Linked DNA regions of Mus musculus: region 2 is linked to region 1. A link is a loop called in an ENCODE intact Hi-C map of the cell type or tissue named here. Cell type or tissue: left cerebral cortex. All regions are shown on one strand.

Region 1 (2,500 bases):
GTGTGGGTAGTTCCGGGTCCCAGGCTCAGCATGCGGTGCATCAGTCCAACTGCTCTGGTGACCTTTTGCGCCGGGTTTTGTATCTCGAACCCTGTGCTGGCGCAGGGCCTGGAGGCCGGTGTGGGGCCGAGGGCTGACTGTGAAGGTGAGCGGTGTGTGACCTGCTTGCATGGCGGCGACACCGCGCTCAGCCTAGCAATTGCCTAAGCAGCTTCTCCCGGCCCAAGCTGTAAATAACATTTCACCCTTCTGCTTTTGCTGTCATTATTAAGGTGGCGCAGAAAAAGGAGTGAAATAGGATTCGTATTAGATTTTGTGCAAATGGTCTCCGCTGCCAACTTGATTTTGTTGCTCCTAACCGAGGAGACTTGCTTCTCTGCTCAGAAGACATGTTTTGAGGTTCAAACTAATTGCCATTCCTAGGAGGTAAATAAAACATGGCAATACGTTAGGGTTGCTGAAATCAAAGACAAGGGTACGGCTGACTAGGACTTTATAGACAAGCTGCTTTACAAAGGAGCACATTAATTCCTAGAGAACGATAAAATAGACGCCTGTTTTCTTCTGTGGACTTGGCGATCATACCTTCAATTCCACCATCCCACCTGGTTTTGAGGGTGTTATAGTACCTAGGTTTTGTAAAAACAAAACAAAACAAAAAAACAGTGTATTTTGTAGAGGACTGTTAACAAGAGCCAAGATGAACAGTTTTGATAGTCCCTTTGGGACCACTGTAGCACTTCTTGTTTTATTGAAGTGATGTAAACATATATCTTCTCATCTTGAGAGCAGATGTACTGAACAGAAAATGGAGACAAGATTCATGTGGAATGGGCAGTTGAGTCTTATTGTAAGTAAATAGTATTAATAGTAGTTGGAGTCCAGCTTTCTATCAGCAATTATCAAACCTTCCTCTAGAAATTTAAAATAAGTTTAGATGTTATTTAAAATTTCTGTAGCTAAAGATACTGGTTTAACAGTTATAATTTCAGTTAAAGATCTCATCTTGGGCAAGCAGGATTTTATTATAGAACTTCAAACTATTTTGAAATCATTATAGATTGATGTATGAAACTACTTTAATAAACAAAAAAGGGCTGGAGAGATGGCTCAGTGGTTAAGAGCACTGACTGCTTTTCCAGAGGTCCTGAGTGCAATTCCCAGCAACTACATGGTGGCTCACAATCTGTAATGGGGTCTGATGCCCTCTTCTGGTGTGGCTGAGGACAGTGACAGTGTACTCACATATATAAAATAAATAAACCTTAAACAAAACAAAACAACAAAGAAAACCCTGAACCTTAAATAACAACAATGTAACACACACATTTGACATCACACCAATGCACACAAATGGGGACCCTTAAGTTACTAGCTCCATCATCTGTGCTGAGGTTATCAGAGACTAATCCAAGGACATCCAAGGGTTGAACTTGGGTTTCTCTGTGACTCCCGACAGTATTAGAATTTTTTCTTTCCTGAAGTCCCTGCCTTGATGACTTTGACATTGCCGCTGCTCTGTCTTTGCCTCCATCACGGCAAACATTTTCCAGATTTGTTCATGTGCTTCTCAACCTTTGGCTATGGCTGGCTTCTGTTTTTTGTTTCTTCCTTTCTTCCTCCCTCCCTCCCTCCCTCCCTCCCTCCCTCCCTCCCTCCCTCCCTTCCTTCCTTTTGATACAGGGTCTCACTATGTAGCCCTAAATGGCTTGTAACTCACTATGAAGCACACTGTCTTCAAGCTCACAGAGAGATCTGCCTGCCTCTGCCTCCCCAGTGTGGGGATTAAAGATGCGTGCCATCAATGCTTGGCCTAGCCATGGCTTAGTTGTTGGAATTTTTCTGTGTCATGCCCTCTGTATTTATTATCAGTCTGCATACAGTGCAAAAAAAAATCAATCTGCCTGACTGTCCAGTAAATTCTACATCTCTGTATCCAAGCCACCTTCTCCCCAGAGTTCCGGACATATTTTCTGTCAGGTGATTATGGAGTGACTAAGTATTCAAAAAACGTGATGTAGTTAAAAAGTAATCCTCAAATGGAACTTATTCCTATGCTATGAGGTTATGAGGTTAACAAAATTAACTGGTTTGTTCTGTATTTCCTCTTCCTTCCTTCCTTCCTTCCTTCCTTCCTTCCTTCCTTCCTTCCTTCCTTCCTTCCTTCCTTTCTTTCTTTCTTTCTTTCTTTCTTTCTTTCTTTCTTTCTTTCTTTCTTTCTTTCTGCTGGCCAATTGCTTGTCTATTGACTCTACCTTCCTATGGATTCTCTACCTTTCTTTTTCCCCAGGTCTACTGCCTTGTCTTGGTGTCTTTCCATCCTGTAGCTTGCCCCATCTCTGGGAGGGTTGTCAGGTTCTCCTGGATTTAATGTTTTTCCAGTTTCCACCAGGTAGTGTCTCCCCCTCCCCCACGGTTTCTCAGAAGATTCAAAAAATCATTTCACTACACACCACGCAGCTATGTACTTTTAAAAAGTCTCTCTAGATGATGTCTCTCA
Region 2 (2,500 bases), 70 kb before region 1:
TATACCACCCCCCACCCTCAACTCTGCAGCCCAGAGCGTGGCATGGGCTGCCCTTCCTATATGATCCATTTGGGTTACCTGCTCTTCTTGTTCCTTTGGGCCTCCTGGCTCCTGCTCTCTCCCCACTTGATTCCCTTCCCCTCTCCCCCTTGCGGCCCAGCTTAGTCTGATCATGTCCTGGACTTTCCAGGATGTCCCTGCCTCTGGCTCTGCTCTCCCACGGATCTACAGTAAGCCTTCTCCTCTAGCATACCTGGGACCCGTCTTCTTTGCTTTCCTTTTTATTTACTTTTTTTTTTTTTCATCCAGTCATGTGCCACCTTACCCAGCTCAAAGAGTAGCTTGCTTTTGATTTTCTTTCTTGAGAGTCTTCACTCTAGACAGGGTCAGGTTGCTGTAGTCTAGGCTGGGCTCAAACTCATGATCTTCCAGCCATGTGCCTCCTCCTTCTTCGCCATGAACCTGAGGATTCTCTTGCTACAAACCTATTCTCCAGCGTTCTGTCTCTCTTCCCTCATGTGGACTATGGTGAAGTGCTCAGGTCCCGTGTTCTGTAGGCAAGCTCCCAGGCTCCCAGGCAAGCTGACCTGCTTCTTTTCTTGTCTCTTTATTTTTTTAATGTCCAAAACCTCATCTGCAATTGCTTTTAAGATTCATTCTATAGAAGCCTTGCTAAAAATATGTAACTGCAAGTTAAAGCAAATATGCTTTGGGGGGTTGTTTGTTTGTTTGTTTTGTTTGTTTTGCTTTCAGGCAGAAGAGTGTTTTCAGTGGAATAAACTACCCTGTGGTATAACTTCCCAAAACAAAACTGCACTCCACACAATCAGCATCAAGCCATCTACCATGTGGTTTGGAGAGAGGACCAGAAAAACCAACGTGATCGTTAGGTAAGTGCATCGCCCTGGTCTTCTGAAACTAGAGGTGAAGTGTTGAGCTGAGTGTGGTTTACACACACATCAGCACAAGCCCAAGGAGAGGATGTGTTAGAATTGTGGAAATACCCTTTTCACTTAAACATGACTTAAAGTCCAGGGGTGTTTCTTCCAAACTATGGCAGTACATTGGCTGGTATAGCCAGGGGCTTCCTCTGTGAGACAAGACGGCTGGACTCTTAGCCAGACCTCCTTGATTTGGGCTCTTCAGAATGCCTGTAGCAAGTTTCTACATCTGAAGAAGCTGACTCCTGTTCAAGCAGCAGTTTCTGAAGCCACGCTTCCCAGAGCAGCCCAGTCGAAGTTCAAGCCTGGGCCCCATTTAGTTTTGCTCAGCGTCCTTTTGTGTTCTGCTTTCCCCTCAGGACTGGAGAGAGCTCATACAGAGCTTGCTTCTCTTTTCACTCCTCCTTCAGTGAGGTAAGTGTTCCTGTCAGCTTCTAACTCGGGCCAGGCTATGTGTATGTGCGTGTAGGTGGGTGAGTGGGAGTGGGGGCCAGAGGACAGCCTCAGGTGCCATCCTCAGGAAGGCTGTCCCACCGTTCGGCAACAGCTTCTCTCATTGGCTCCAAGCCAGCTCACCATATGCTAGGCTCTCTGGGATTACAAATGTGTACTACTGTGCCCCACGTTTTTTACACAATCCCGGGTATCAAACTCAAATCCTCATCCCTTTCTGACAGAAGTATCTCCCCAGCCCTCTTTTCACTGCTTTTTAATGATGGTTCTTACTGGTCCAGTCCACATTTCTGTGTTTGCCTGCTCGCTACTATAGTCATAATGCTAACATCCTGTCTCGTTCAGGAAAACACAAATGCCTGGTAAGGTTTGTCAGACTCGAGTTACAGTGGTAGGCACTGGGTCAAATAGTCAGCTGAAAGTGAAGTATTTGTATACAGGCAAAATAGAAGGATGGTAGGAGAATCAATAAAACACAACCTCTTGAAAATGTCATAATGATATAGAATAGTTTATATACTAATTTAAAGAGTAATTTTGAGCTGGGCAGTGGTGGTGCACGCCTTTAATCCCAGCACTTGGGAGGCAGAGGCAGGCAGATTTCTGAGTTCAAGGCCAGCCTGGTCTACAAAGTGAGTTCTGGGACAGTCAGGGGGTGTCTTGTAGAAACCACGGCAACAAGGCTTGAGGGTGTTTATGTACGCTGTTTAGGCAAGTGTTTGGTGGTAGGTCACCTTGAATGATGGAAAGAGGATGTTTCTCTATTGACTGTCTCCTGTCTTCCTGTGGCTCCCTCTTCTCTAAGGTGTACTGAGTCATTCTGACAGAGGCTTGCCCTTCCTGTGTCAGTCCTTTAGAAGTCACAGTTTTCTCTAAGTCCAGCAGGAGGTGGGTGGGGGCAGGTCATTGTTTTTGTTGACATATCTCCCTAAAGGTATAATTAGGAATTGTGAAAAGTGTGTAAAGGATAGATATTCTGCAGTTAGACTGTTTTCTTGGTTACTGGAGATCCCTGGCGGTCTGTCTTCGTTTGATCCTTTGAGTTGGAGTTAGATACTGATTCCTTTGTATCCCTCACCCCCTCTGCAGCGGATGGAGGTCTTTGC

Evidence for each region. Hi-C counts contacts between places; a loop is a spot of excess contacts. Peaks named below come from ENCODE experiments on the same cell type or tissue, not always from the same donor. Only the 100,000 strongest peaks of a DNase experiment are listed, where the experiment ranks them.
Region 2: it touches region 1 in a loop (2.7-fold over the local background); 1 of 42 quality-filtered maps calls a loop at or near these places.

What each region holds. Positions count from the first base shown.
Region 1 is chr2:3,513,097-3,515,596 of GRCm38, forward strand. Cdnf (cerebral dopamine neurotrophic factor) reads left to right here. Exons shown (of 4, transcript NM_177647.4): 1 at 1-145. The coding sequence starts at 31. Among named protein-coding and RNA genes, the nearest start is that of Cdnf, 1.3 kb to the left of the region's middle. In left cerebral cortex, a CTCF peak has its summit at 1,222 (motif pointing left); no DNase peak of the experiment used is centred here; H3K4me3 peaks cover 727 bases; H3K27ac peaks cover 540 bases.
Region 2 is chr2:3,442,901-3,445,400 of GRCm38, forward strand. It overlaps Dclre1c (DNA cross-link repair 1C), which reads left to right. Exons shown (of 14, transcript NM_146114.3): 10 at 754-890; 11 at 1,301-1,355. Among named protein-coding and RNA genes, the nearest start is that of Dclre1c, 20 kb to the left of the region's middle. In left cerebral cortex, no CTCF peak of the experiment used is centred here; a DNase peak (open chromatin) is centred at 1,493.